2 separate regions of the Homo sapiens genome follow, and region 1 is linked to region 2. Evidence: read pairs that join two places in POLR2A ChIA-PET (ENCODE). Cell type or tissue: Caco-2. All regions are shown on one strand. Links, peaks and the distances in the headings refer to the core of each region. The heading gives the core; the rest is flanking DNA. Region 1 overlaps LOC107984642 (a long non-coding RNA gene). Region 2 overlaps DAAM1 (dishevelled associated activator of morphogenesis 1).

Region 1 (7,674 bases), core at 1,864-4,363, 180 kb after region 2:
GGCTGAGTGGACAGAAAGAATTCTGTTTACTCTTTTGGTTTCTGTAACTTTCTTTGCCGGGAGTTATCCTGGCACACGTGTTCTGTTTCGTGGCAGAAATATTACAGCGTGTAGGATTTATTTAAGAGGCTTCTTTCACAGCAGGTTGTGCTAGCACTTAGACATTGGATTTTAAGATTAGGGATGACTTTAGTCCTGTATTACATGAGAACCTTGTGATGTGGAATTTCTCATGGAAAGCCACACTTCAGTACAATATGTCATGGCATATTATCTTTGAGAGTATTTTCTCTTCACCAAACTGTGATTGTAACCTTTTCTCTCGGGTTGTCTGTGCCCTCTCCCTGTGTCTCAAGCTCCTAAAATAATATTTTGGGTTGTCAGAAGACTAACCACCCAGTTAAAGGGGAAAGGGAGATATTGGAATGCTTCTTTCTGGCTTTGCTTTCTTGCGAGTGACAGGTTTTCTTCTCTGGGATTTATGTTATTGTTTTAGAAAATTATACTCATTTAAATCTAAACATAGTTAACGCAAGCAAAATATAACCCCATTACTTTTCACACACGTGTAACAGTGATTCTGAATAACAGGGTCAACTCCCTCTTGACTTAGGCATGTAAGTTAACTATGCTTGAAGCTACACTACCTCTGGCTACAAGCACGCTAGAATTTGCAAGTTGAGCAGCTTTGAGTAAGGTCAATGCTAGGATGGGAATCTCTAACAAAAACCCAGACGTATCAGAGATGAACATAGGATTTTAAGTGTTTGATTGTGTCCCAATTCACTTGTGGCAGATCCTTACAGCCATCATTTCAGAAAGCCTTGTCACAAGGCACATCCCTACTTAACGTTCAGGTGAAGAGTTCCCTGCTCAAGGTAGATGCACATCGGTGGTATGCTGGGAACCCACAGCCCTGCCTCACAAAACCCATTGTCAAATTTGGGAAATTTTGTGAGCCAATTGTTAAACACAGCTGATATTAAAAATTAAATTGTATAAACATAATTATATTATATTGAAAACAAAGGTAATAAATACTCTAAGGTCATCACTTGTTAATTGTTACTCATTTTACTATTATTTGTGCTCTTGTGGTCCCTCTGAATCTGAGTGCTGGAAGTACTGTCATGATGTGTTACTGTACATCTCTCCCCAACCTCACATTCAGTGATGTCACACTGGTAGCAAGACATCAGTCGTAATGGGAGTATTTCCAACAAAGAAATCTGCAGATGCTACAAATTAGGGCTTCCCTCACAGATCCAGTTGTTAAATGCTTACTGGCATCCCCATCTCCTTGTATTTGTTTTTTTGTTGTTATTTAAATAATTTCAACTTTTATTTTGGATGCAGGGGGTACAGGTGCAGGCTTGTTACATTTGTAATAGAAGAGAATAACTGCTATGCAATGCTCTGCATTTTTCCCTTGTGATTTCATTTTGCTGTTGGGTTCTAGAAATGGAGATGCTAAGCATGTGTCACTGTACTCAACTTGGGCAGAAGTAAGGGTGATATTGTATCATGAGCTGAGAAGAGCCCAGTTCCTTAGTGGGTTCAAGAGCTGAGCATTTTCCCTCAAACAGGAAAGAGGCATTTGGTGATAGGTTTCACAGTGGGTAGTGGTTTTGAACGAGGAAGAAAAGGAAGTCAGCCTGGGACTGCTGTAGGTATCAGATGGAACACAGAGAAAATTCCCAGATGGCTGCACTAGCACTGAGGCTGCCTGACCACACAGGACCCCACATACTATCCATAAAAACATTTTCATGAATCTGCAAAATAATGATGAAAATAATCTTAAAAAGACAATGTAGAGAATTTTTTATGAAATGAAATGTTTTTATATAAAGGACTATCTTTATGCTGGGATCATAGGTTAATTATGTCAAGAGTTATAAACACTACTGTATTAGAAGTCTGAGGCAATTAAGAGGATGCAAATTATATACAGCCATGTGCCACATAATGATAGACCACCTATATGATGGTCCCATAAGATTCAAATACCATACTTTATATGACGGTCCATATATGGTGATCACATAAGATTATAATACCATCCCATAAGATTATAATACTGTACCTTCTCTGTTTAGATGTGTTTAGATACACACATACTGTTGTATTACAATTGCCTGTGGTATTCAGTACCATAACATGCTGCACAGCAGAGTCACGTGCTCCCAATGCCTAGAAGCAACAGGCTATACCATATAGCCTAGGTGTGTAGTGGGCGAAATCATCTAGGTTTTTATAAGTACACTCCATGATGTTCACACAATGAAATCGCCTAATGATGTATTTCTCAGGACATATCTTGTCGTTAAACGATACATGACTATAGATGGGTTGTTTACATCTTAAGAATTATTTTGTCCTAAAAGTCTGTTTTGTCCCCATTTCCCCCACTTGCATTAGGGAATATCTCTTTTTTCTTAAAAAAAAAAAAAAAAGATCAGTGATCAAGTTTCCAGGCTAGACAACAAAAGCAAATGCATCCTAGAAAAGAGTTGAGTCATAGCATTGATCTTGTTTGCCTGAGGTCTGAATGGTTGGGGAAGGGAGAAGTCCTTGCAGGAATGAGAGGCGTGAGGGAGGAAACAGCATATATTATCCTTCTTCTAAGCCAATGGATGGTGCCCTAGGAAAACTGGAACCAGTTGGAGTTTGTCCTCAACATTCCTCTCACCTCCCTTTATGGCTTGCTCTCAGTAGCTGGTATGCCTTCTCACAAGGCCCTCATTCCCTCCTGGCACTCTGCATTCTCCACCATGGCACCTTGCAGGTCTGTCTGAATTCCTAAAGTGCTACAAATTCCAAAAATTACTTGCTCCCTTCTCCTCGCAGTCAGCCCATCCATTTATTTTTCCAGCACAGTATCTCAGGTGTTATTGAACAGATGTACACAATTACGTGAAGGACTGATGGCCCCTACATTCACAGAATTATTTTTATTTTTAGGAATCTTATAATTCAGATTATCTCCAATTGGCAGTATATTATGAAATTTAAAAAACACACACACAAGACAGAGTAAGAGTTTGGGAGCAAAGAATATTGGAATAGGGAGGAACAGGGCAGGTCCCACAGAGAGGCACATTGTTAATGAATTGCTTAATCCCTCAAAATGTGTTTATGATTTTCAAAAACTCCTCCCTTTGACCCACAGATTTTCCTGAACTGGCAAAAGCTGGATTTTAGCTAATCCTTGTTTTGATAATTGCTCACTGGTACAAGCAGCCCCAGAAAAACAAATGTCTCAAGATTAAACATTACAATCCTCTAAACTTTTTCAGATTCATACTTGAAAACCTTCACATTTCCCATAAGGGGTTCTTATGGGAATGGTGACGCCTCCAGCTATAAACGGAGGGTGGTGTCAGGTGAACTCTGCCTCTGTGTGTGTGTGTGACTGCACATGTGCACATATATGTGCTGGGGTATGTTGCAGATGTATGGGTACATGCGCAAGCTATTTATCATTTTATAAGAAGCGCTCAATATGTAATTAAACACATAGAGTCACAGTGGGTTCTAGCTTTCCCCAGTCTGGAAGATACGTCTTAGCTCTAAAATCCATACTCACATCTGAAATTCCTTCTGTCCAGCTATTACCTTCCTAGATCAAGTTCTTCCCTCTATGATTACTGAATGTGTATTCTATTTATAATTCTAATCTCATTGCTTCTTTTTTTCTAGTTAAATATATTCTGGCTGGCGTGGTGGCTCATGCCTGTAATCCCAGCATTTTAAAAGGCTGAGGCACGTGGATTACCTGAGGTCAGGAGTTCGAGACCAGCCTGGCTAACATGGTGAAACCCCGTTTCTATTAAAAATACAAAAAATTAGCCGGGTGCAGTGGTGCCTGCCTGTAATCCCAGCTACTTGGGAGGCTGAGGCAGGAGAATCGCTTGAACCCGGGAGGCAGAGGTTGCAGTGAGCCAAGATTGCACCATTGCACTCCAGCTTGGGCAACAAGAGTGAAACTCTTGTCTCAAATAGATATACATATATATATGTACATATATGTATATATATGTACATATATGTATATATATGTATAGATATATCATATATATTATTATATATATAAGATATATATAAGATATATATAATACATATTATATATAATAATGTTATATATACATATTCATATATATATACACATATATTCTTATTCCCCAAGTTTTCTACAAAACAGGTGTCTTTTGGTGCTTGAGCTGCCTTGAGCGCTATTGTTCGGTGTTAACCAGAATTCTAGTACCATCTGTAGATCAGCATTTACTCATTAGTAATAAATTCTCATCAACAAGCAATAATTCTTCGTCTACAAATGTGAACACTAATGAAAAACCACAAATACTGATGAGCAACCATCTGGTGGGACCAATAGAAGAGAGTGTGCACTGATGGTGATCATTGTGGTTCGTCTCTGCTGTATGGCAGATCTTTATTTTACAGGCATAGTGGGTGAGCAGCCATGCAACGAGTGCATAGAGTGCAACATGTTCCCCAATCTTGAGGAACTGAGAGACTGAAAACTAAAAATAAGAGTGCATCTCTCATTTCACCACAGAAAACTTCAGCAGAGAAAAGGAGGGGAATCTTTTAGCAACTTCAGTGCAAGTCAGACAGAGACTTTTTCAAAAGCAAACCATGTTTCTGTTTGGGCTAGGTTAAATGGCAATGGAGTGGCCACTGTCTATTATATTTTTTGCTAGGCAGCACCTGCTTACTTTTCAATCGAGAGGATTGCTGTCAGAAATATAATACAAGCCGCCACATGTGTACTTCAAGATTCTCTAGTAGTCATGTTTAAAAAGTACAAAGAAACAGAAGAAATCTATTTTAATAATATATTTAAACAGATACATAACAATATTACTTCAACACACAATCAATTTTAAAATAATGAAATCATTTACACTTTTTTTTTTTACTAAGTCTTCAACATCAGTTTGTTTTTTATACTTGTAGCACGTATCAGTTCAGACTAGCCACATTTCAAGTGCCCAATAACTTTATGTGGCCAGTGGGTACCAGAGGGAGCAATGCAAGTCTAGAACATTCCACCCCAGAGGGTGCTCCGTGTGTACCTCTGCTCACATTTACTGAGGATGGAGCACTTCACTTTCTTGTTCTATCACCACCTCCTATAGCCAGAAATTGGCCGCAGGCAGGAAAGGGATAGTGAAAACCTTTTTTTGTTTGTTTGTTTTTTGAGATGGAGTTTCACTCTCGTTGCCCAGGCTGGAGTGTAATGGCGCGATCTTGGCTCACTACAACCTCGGCCTCCCAGGTTCAAGCGATTCTCCTGTCTCAGCCTCCCTAGTAGCTGGGATTACAGGCGCATACTACCATGACTGGCTAATTTTTGTATTTTTAGTAGAGACGGGGTTTCATCATATTAATCAGGCTGGTCTCGAACTCCTGACCTCAGGTGATCCACCTGCCTCGGCCTCCCAAAGTTCTGGGGTTACAGGTGTGAGCCACCATGCCCAGCCGGGAAAACCATTTAAAACGTCTTCATAGAGGCCGTTTAGCCATGCTTGTTATCATCTTAAGGTGCATTAAGACTGAAGAGGGTCCTTTGTCAGAAGCAGACTTTCTTTATGATGGATCAGAGGCATTCTCTGCATTCTAGGGAGTTTGATCCATGTCCTAGCATGCTCATCACCCATTTGATGGGCCTAGGCCTGGCGTTTCACACAGCATTTCAAATTTTAGTGTGCATAGGAATCTGTGTGTGCCAGGACCTAGCACATCCTGAGAGTCAGGCCCCATGTGAAGCTTTATTTTTAACAAGCACTCTAGGTCATTCTGGGGAAGGAGGTCTGGCTCTCTGTCATTTAGAAATAACTGGTGAGGACTAGAACTCAGGTTCCTATACCTGGAACTTGTTGCTCTGTGTTGTCAGCTGTCTCATATGAGGAGGTAGCACAACAAATCACTTGCATTTTAGTAGGAAATTTTGTCTCAGATTATTTTTGCTCATCAGAAAGTTCCATTTGGCAACATGAAATTCTGTGTCTCCATGGGAAAAGCCGTTGCTAGACAGGTTTTTAAAATGATAATGAAAGGAATTTACAGAAGCTAAATTAAAACACTGAATATCACCTAGGGTGATACTAGGTTTAATATCGACTTCTCTTGTTTCCCTATTCTCGATAGACTGTTTATTTCTTTGATTAACTTTATTACTTAATTAGTGAGGCTCTCTTCAGAGAAGCCCTTGAAATGTGGCTAGTCTGAACTATGTGCTGCAAGTATATGCATAAAGGAAGTTACCCACGGGCACATCACTTGGAAATGTTTGCTTTTCACAAAAATGGATTCCTAACATAAATTCTGTTTGCATTTGCTTTTTTAAACTTTAATAATTACGTTAAACTTTGCTTTAGTTTTTAAATGTCTGCGTCTATATTATTTATTTATTTATTTATTTATTTTTGAGACGGAGTCTTGCTCTGTCACCAGGCTGGAGTGCAGAGGTGAAATCTCGGCTCACTGCAACTTCCGCCTCCCGGGTTCAAGCAATTCCCCTGCCTCAGCCTCCCAAGTAGCTGGGTCTACAGGCGCGCACCATCATGCCAGGCTAATTTTTTGTATTTTAGTAGAGACAGGGTTTCACCATGTTGGCCAGGCTGGTCTCCATCTCCTGACCTCACGATCTGCCGCCTCAGCCTCCCAAAGTGCTGGGATTACAGGCGTAAGCTACCGCGCCTGGCCCATTATTTTTAATAATAGTTTCTTCTATGGTATAAAATAATTTAATTAACATTCTATTTTGGAACTTTTAAGTTGTTTTAAATTTTCTTTTGTTTTCTTTTTTTTATAGAGACAGGGTCTCACTGTGTTGCCCAGACTGGTCTCGAACCCCTGGGCTCAAGCAAAAGTGCTGGGATTATAGGCATGAGCCACTGCATCTGGCCTCCTTTTCTTTTTATTAACAAGGCTGTGGTAAAGATTCTTCATATGCATCTCTGGGTGATGAGCTTGGATTTTTAATAAACAAAAATGTAGAAGCAGAAACTAACAACACTCATTTTCCACTGCCCAGAATTAATGACTGCCAATGTTTCAACACATCATTTCCCAGTCTTTTCATACATAAAAATATACAAATATTCTTCTTTTAAAACATATAAAAATATACAAATATTTTTTCTTTTTTCTTTTTTTTAAAAAAAAGGTGAGACTGTTCCAGGTAAAATGAAAATTCCCTTTGGCCACCACTTACTATTCTGGTCCCCTCCCTTCTCTCTTCAGAGGAAATAACTGAGTTGGTACATAGTGCAACCCACTTTTATACATTTATATTATATATGTATCAAAAACATTTACTAATGCCTTGTGTTTTTTACATAAGTGATGTTGTTCTGCAAATATGATCCTGCAGTTTGCTTTTCCCATTCAGAAATTTTTTTGAGATCCATTCCCATGTAGTTAGACATATATGTAATTCATTCCTTTATTGTATGACTTCATATCTCTTATTTGTCTCTTACATGTGGAAATTTAGGCTGCCCCCTGTTTTTTTCCATTACAAATAATACATGAACATGCATGTGTTTATATGCTTTTCTTTGTGAGTGTGTATATTTTTTTCTAGGTTAGACACCCAAAAGTAGAATTATTGAGTTACAGAGTATATTTAGTATTTTTTTAATA
Region 2 (7,674 bases), core at 3,167-5,666:
AAAGTGTCCTTTTTACCATTTCTGTCTTCACTGAGGAGTTGTTTTCAATGTTTACTTATTTGGAAATATTCTATTAGAAAAGAGTTCTTTGGGCAAAAACATAACATTCTTCAGACGCCATATATAGTGTTCTAGCTTGCTCCATGGTTTTATATGCTAACTTATAAAAGTTCTGGTATGAACAAAATAGCAATAGCCAGTCTACAACTGGATTTCTAAAACATTCAAGTTCACATACTTCAAGCCATCCTGAGTGATCTTTTTATCAAGGAATTCTAGTGATCATGACGTCATGTATATCAAAATCTTAGAAATCTAAAGAAAACCAGGCCCAGATTAAAGTTCCACCCCCTACACACACACACCCCAGTCAGTGTGCAAGGGGAAAATTTACCAGGTCTTTATGTTCTGCTAGAAGATCTTCAACATCAGAGAAGCGCGATGCTGGCTACTGTGATGAACAAGCTGACAACAGCCAGTTCACACACAAAAATGTTTGAGCCCCTTGATGAAGTAGGTGCTATATTGCTCAGGTGGGATATCAGAACAGGGGGAGTCTCTTCCTTTATGAAGCACAAACTCTAAAGTGGTGAGGCATACATAAAACATGGATGGGGGCTTTCACAGTGGAGGTCTGAATGGTGGTTGCTGACATGAGTTGACTGATTTCCACTGTGGGATATCAGAGGTTGGACCTCTGACAGCAGCCATTTGAACATATATTGCCATTTATTTTATAAGGTTAGAAAGAAGGTTTAATGCTGAGATTAGCTAATGCATGTGAACAGCCTACTTTTGAACTTTAACTGGTATGTGTGTACATTTACATAAACAATCATCCATATCTACAACCAAACAGGTGACCAGAGAAAAATAACATCCATTTACAGAAGTTTCGAAACAAAAGACTCAGAGTGTTGTGGCAACTGAGAGATGGGTAGAGTAAAAGAACCAATGGGGTGGGGAAGAGTGTTAATATCATTTATAAAGAATGAGAAGAGGATAGAAAATGAGAGACTGTGTACCTGTCTTGTATATGAATGTGAATGCATTTTGGAAGAGGAAACAACCTGAGATAGAGAGGAGTGAGGTGAAGCTGAGGGAGCTAAGAGGTGGTGGTTATTAACCAACAAAAATTTCTCTTCCAAGGGAACACAAAATGTGAAATAGCAGAAATCATAAAAATAAATGTCTTACTGAAAAAAAAAAAAACCTCTTGTAATGAGACTGTGAATTAAAATGCATCTCTTTTAGCGAGTTCTGCTGGAGATTTATACAGGTAGTATCCTGTCCTCCAAGGCTGTATCTCAGATGAGCATATTACAACATAGAGGTAATTTAGGCACATGGCTTTAGTAACACCTGATTGCACATTTGATGCTGCCCCTGGTTTTCATCATCTACTCTTTTCTGGTTCCCAGAGATAAGTACTTCAAGCCAGTTTCAACCAAGAGAAAACTGTCAAAGTATTTGCTGGTCTTATACCATTCAGAGCCTTCAAGGTCTTGCTAACCTAAAGGCAACATAGGCCAGTCAGACAAAAAGGGTGTGTTCAGATTAATCACAGTCTTGGAAATGAAAATACACCTATGTCATGCAAAACAATGGAATCTGGAAAGTAATTATCTACTACTTTATTTCCTGCACCACGAAGTTTGGATCTCACTCCTGCTATTTCCCGTACAGAATAATAACTGAAAGTATCACACTGAAGCCCAGCCCGGTCAAACAACACTCAGTGCACAAGGGGGAAACTTACCAGGTCTTTAGCTTCTGCTAGAAGGTCTTCAACATCAGAGAAGCTGAAGCTGGCTACTGTGATGAACTGGCTGACAACAGACACAAACTTATCTCCGGGCTGTGGGGGCTGAGACTTCTGATATTCCAGCTCCTTAAACACAGGAAATGAATAATGTCAATGCAGGCTTCAAATACAGACATGAGACACACCTCGTCTCATATTTCACATGCCTTAAATTTAATAAATCAGAATGGCAAACACATCAAAACTTGTTCTAAAACATTTTGTTATACTCTAGTGCCCCTGCCCTTCCTCCCACCATGCCAAAGCCATGCCCATGTGCACACGCATATTTGCAAATAGCAATTTACCAACAATCTAAGTACTTGATCTATGTGATTTCTCTTTCAGGCTTTAGAAAGCAAGCAGATTTGCATTTGGATAAAATTAATAGAAGTTAAACAAATAATGGGGGCAAACTGAATTTTAAGGGTTTGTGAGTGAAAACAAGAGACTCTGCTTGTCAATATTCCATGCTTAGAATTGTGGTGCCTTGATTTTTTTCTTTCCCTCTCAGCCAAGTCTATTTACTTCTTAAACTGTGGGATATGGGTAGTAGAATTTTGGCTGTAGCATTTGGCACCATAATGTACCATTTTTCTCTTGTCCATACCATATTGGTTTTTGTGAACAGGCCTGTAGGGGAATTAGTCTCTTGTTAATTATCCATATTTCCATTATCACAGCAATGAACGCAGATGATTCAAATCTAATGTTAATGGTTAATTTAATCATTGCCAGATGCACATTCTTATTTAAAGTTCACAACATCCCTATGAGTGAGGGATCACTATTCCCATTATACAAACATATAAATTAAGGTTTGGAGGGCTATATTACTTGCCCTGAAGTAGTGCTGACCAGTGACAGAGCCAGAATTTGAACTCAGGCCTGCCTGACTCCAGAGTCTTGGTAATAACTATGTTGTATACCAATTGACTTAAACTGGATTCTCCCTTATTTTCTTGCATTGGCAGAGATCTTCACAAGCAGGAGCGTAGTCATCACAGTTTATCAGTTCTGACTCAGCTCTACCACTGATTTGGTTCTTAACCATGGCATGTTGCTCTGGGCCTCAGTTTATTGATTTTTTTTTTTTTTTTTGTAAGAGGGCAACATCCACATCATCACTACACTCAAATGAAATAACGGAAGTGAAAACTCATCAATTATGGAGCTGGCACTGATTGGAAGAAATTGCCATGATTCCAGTACTTTAGCTTGGAAAGTGAGTGTATCTGTGTTCAGTGTGGGGACGGGAAAGGCATTTGAAAGTGTTTCATTAATGTATAATTTCATAAATATTCATCTTTGATACCTTCAAACAATATAATTAATTTGTGTAAAGCACAATTAGAACACATATATATTTGGCCAGGCGAAGCTCTGCCCCCACTATTTTCTTACAATACTACGTCACCTCCAAGGGTAGGGGAGGCTTCTATAGCCCCTCTCCTATAAAAAGTGTGATGCAGTGTATATGACCCAAGGGATAGAGTGATTTCAGCAAAACTATCCTTTAATAAAGCAACAACACAAAATTTCCCCAGAAGCCTCCACCCCAGGCCTTGCTCTGACCTGGCTCAGAAGCAGGGGTCAGAGCCAGGCTTTAGGGCCATCATAATGACCATGGACCCTCTGGGGCTGGGAGAAAAAGTTCAATCAGTAGAATTTTTTTTTTAATACTGCCCCCTACTCCCTACATTAAAAAAAAAAAAAAAGGAAAAAAACCTCACATGCTCCTTAATTTATTGAAAAAAAAATTAGACATTGTGACTTTAATTTTTATTAGAGGTATGTCTTTAATTAATTCAACTACTTTCTATGGCAGTTTTGTGATTCAAAAACGAAAAGAAGGGAGAGTCCTCACAGCATTACTGATAAATGATCTGAAGGATACTTATGAGAGGCACCTTTCCAAGCTGCCTGCAAATCCGTCTCCTTCACCCAGAGCAGGCCCAAGCTATGGCTGCTTTGAGCACAGACACCAGGGACGCTACTCTGCCAGCCTGTTCTCATCCCTGCCCCCTCTCTCGCTGGCAGCTGCATCTGCAGAGTACCCGCAGGGCACTGTGCCAACAGGCACGTTTCATCCTACCAGGTCCAGTCTGCCAGCCTGACTGGTTTTCCTTCCTCAGAGGCCTGGGCCCAGGTTGTCTTGTATGCCTGGGATAACCTCCCTCTATGCACCTAAGTTTACCCTACCCTCTTAAGCCATAGCTCAAACAACTTCTTTTCCAAAAGAGAAGCTTCCTCCAATAGGGGCCAATTGTTCCTCATGCCTCCAAAGCACCCTCAACCCGCTGCTTCCTTAAGGCACCTCCGTAATCACTCTGCTTATCTGGATGCGGCCAGGCTGAGGGAAGTGGCTGCTCCGATTATTGCAACACCTGGAGGACAAGGATTCTGAGTCATCGTGACCCTCAGCTAGAGCATGTACTACACTGTCTGCTTAGTAAATACTCCCCAAAGGACCAAGTCAAAAACAACTGAGAAGTTCTACAGAGAAGTTCTACTGCTCTACCGAAAGTGAACACCATATATTAGCAGCACTTGGAAACTGAGAGCGTCCCTGAAGATCATCTAGCCCAGCCCACTCATCCTGATGAATCCTGCCTTACAGATAAATTGGTGGCACACTAGGTCCAGTTTCCAGTTCCTGCTGCAGTGACTTATCCACGACCCCTGCTGCCTGCAATCAAGTTGCCAGGCTGAACATAACCTGCCTTTGCTTCTTGTGGTGGTGGTTCTTATTTTTTAATCAATAAATGTTTATCCCGGGCATACCACATGCCAACACAACCCATCTGCTGAAAACCACCAGCACTAGAGATAGTGAAGAGACCAGGAATTAGAACAACAACAAAAAAATACTCACTGTCTCTACTGCTTTCAAGCCACTTCTCAAGGTACTTATTTCTTTGTCCAGCTCAGTCATGCTGTTGTAAATAGCAATGTTTTAGCAATCAACATGTGACTTACACATATTAAATATAAGATGGGTTTAAATATTTCACGCTTGGAAGTCCATCCTATTTTAATTTAAATGTTTAAAATTCCCTTCCATGCTCAGATCTCAAAGAAAGACAACAGTATTTTAAACTCATGAAATGTAGGTATAAAATTATGTTTGTTTTCTGTAGCCAGCAGGTATATTTTACAGGTTAAAAATAGAATAGAAATATCTTCCATCTGTACAAAAATATTTTATGTTTCAAACTCAAAAAAATCTCACTTCAGCAAATTACTTCATGTAGAAATAAATCTCTTGCCATACTTGGCTCCCTTTGAAAACAGAAAGAAAACAAGTTCATCTGCAATCATGTTCACATTGTACTCTGTATAATCAGTGTTCTGCTTTTCACTAAGGCCCCAATAATATGACTATTACAAGGTAATGGCTTAAGTTGCAATCAAAAATGATTTTTCTTAAAGTTGTATTAACTAGTTTTTATTTTCATCTTTTTTTTAATAGAGAAAGGTTCTTGGGCTTCTCCCATACACAACACTTTCTATTTCATGGCTTTTAAACATTAGAGATTGAAACTTAATTCTCCCAGATAATTTACAACATATAAAGAAACTCACCAATACTTCATTTAATTTCATGCCTTATTTAGTATATTTCCACCAGATTCCATGAACAGAGGGAAAAAATGAGCCTGCTCATTATACTTTTCAAATTCACTGCAAAAAGATGCAGTTTATGTTTTAAAAAAAGAGCCAAAAGAGGGAGGGAAAAACAGCAAGGAAAATTGCCTGCTTCTCAGTCTCTGAAACGTGGTGTGAAGTTTGTGGTAAAAGTTTGGCAACTTTCCATTTTATTTTTAGTTTCTTCATTTGCATAAAGAATGCTTCCCATTAAAGAGCCGCCTTGGTTTCTGGGAGTATGTGTGCATATGTGAAAATTATTGCAATGTTCTGACACTTAGGTCTTCTATTTGCTTAGCCATGCATCTTTATTTAACTAAGGTGCTCCTACCTGTATTTAAAACACCTGCCCTTTAAAAGTATGAAAGTTAAAAATTGCATGCAGTATTCCAAAGAAGCTAGAACAAACATATATTCAAAACCTTGTAATACATTTGAGTGACTTGGATGAGATTCAAACTTTATTTCATACAATGATCAGGGGAAAACAAATAGAAGGACTGACTTCATGCAGTGCAAACTACCTCAATGGCTAACACACAATCCAAGTGATTTAAGAAACTAACACTCACTGTAAGTACTTACTTTACTTTCGCAGCTTGAGGAATATCTCGCAATTCTTCATTTAGATTGAGAACACTGGGGTACTTATTTTCCACAATAGTGATGAGATAGTGCAAAAGGGTAATGTTTCTACAATTGAAGAAGGGAAGAGTATTAAACATTCAAATTATTTTCATTTAAACTACATAAATATATGAATAGTTAATATCTGCATATGATTTATATGCTCAAATGGTAGAACCCACAATAATGCTATATTACCTGCATTAACTTCAAAATTTGGAGGATCATGTAAGGCAGGGATTCTCAAGAGACAGGAATAATGGGAGAGCCTCCATGGGGATTGCATAGATATATGTCAAAAAGCACACAATTTCTAAAAAGAGGATAAGAATTACATTTGTGGCCCATAATGAGCATCTTTCAAAATCTGGGTAATGTGATGGGTGATCTAAGTGAATCTGAACCACTGCCAGTGGAGACAAGCTCAAGTTTACCTTCCCAGTGGATCCACCCTAAAATGGGGTGTGCCCTGCAGGTTTATAACTAGTAGGCTTGGGTGGAGTGGAGTGGGGTGGGGTGGAGAGTGAGGGATGTTTATTCCACCGAAAAGGGCAGCTATTCTTAAGTCTAAAGTACAGAGCAGCAACTCACTGATGACAATTATTGATACTTTTTTTTTTTTTTTTGAGATGGGGTCTGTTGCCCAGGCTGGAGTGCAGTGGTGCAATCTCAGCTCACTGCAACCTCCGCCTCCTGGGTTCAAGTGATTATCCTGCCTCAGCCTCCCGAGTAGCTGGGATTACAGGCGCCAGCCACCATGCCCGGCTAATTTTCATGTTTTCAGTAGAGACAGGGTTTCACCATGTTGGTCAGGATGGTCCCCAACTCCTGACCTCAGGTGATCCACCCGCCTCGGCCTCCCAAAGTGCTGGGATTATAGGTGTGAGCCACCGTGTCTGGCCTACTGATAGTTTTTAATAAGGTTTCACCCAAAGGGTGGTCAGAAAGTTAGAAAGCCCCCTTTCTCTGGGCTGAACCTGGAAGTGGGCCATAACTGCCACCATGTGATATCCTAGCAGCCCTGAATCCACTTCCTAATTTAGCAACACTTCAGCTCCTAACTGCATAACTCTTAGTAGTTAAAACAGTTGGTTGTGCCAGCTCCCTCTCTGGTGGTGACAGGGCTGAACTCTGACTGACCTGGATGGAAAAGGCCAGCAAGTAGGATAACAGTATCTATTAGGCAACACTGTGTTGGTCTGATCCCATTGTCACTGACTGCTACGCATTACAATCACCTGGACTCCAGATGCCTGGGCTAACCCCAGAGATTCATTTAATTGGAATGAGGTGGAGTCAGGCATGGGCATTCTTTAAAACTCCCTGTTGATTTTATCAAGCAACCAGGATCAAGAACTACTTATCTGTTGAAGTTAGAATTAGGAGGGTAAAAATACATTCCTTTAAAAAACATTTCCATAATTTAGGCAGTTTGCTAATTCACAATGCTAAACCCCAGTATTCCAACTCACCTCTAACCAAAATGAATCAGAGTTTTCAAACAATTTTCTTTACCCTTGCATTTCATAGAAACAATGCAATCCTTAAATCCTTATTTTTCTCACAGTCTCTCAATAGTTAGAAAACAATTGCCC

What was found. ChIA-PET counts read pairs that join two places held together with the same protein. Peaks named below come from ENCODE experiments on the same cell type or tissue, not always from the same donor. Only the 100,000 strongest peaks of a DNase experiment are listed, where the experiment ranks them.
Region 1: POLR2A ChIA-PET joins it to region 2 with 10 read pairs; 6 of 35 experiments call an interaction of 5 or more read pairs at or near these places.

What each region holds. Positions count from the first base shown.
Region 1 is chr14:59,172,450-59,180,123 of GRCh38, reverse strand. All of the region lies in intron 1 of LOC107984642 (a long non-coding RNA gene), which reads right to left. Among named protein-coding and RNA genes, the nearest start is that of DAAM1, 12 kb to the left of the region's middle. In Caco-2, for the core only: no CTCF peak of the experiment used is centred there; no DNase peak of the experiment used is centred there.
Region 2 is chr14:59,357,868-59,365,541 of GRCh38, reverse strand. DAAM1 (dishevelled associated activator of morphogenesis 1) reads right to left here. Exons shown (of 25, transcript NM_001270520.2): 21 at 6,038-6,145; 22 at 4,680-4,740; 23 at 1,760-1,891. Among named protein-coding and RNA genes, the nearest start is that of GPR135, 100 kb to the left of the region's middle. In Caco-2, for the core only: no CTCF peak of the experiment used is centred there; a DNase peak (open chromatin) is centred at 4,171.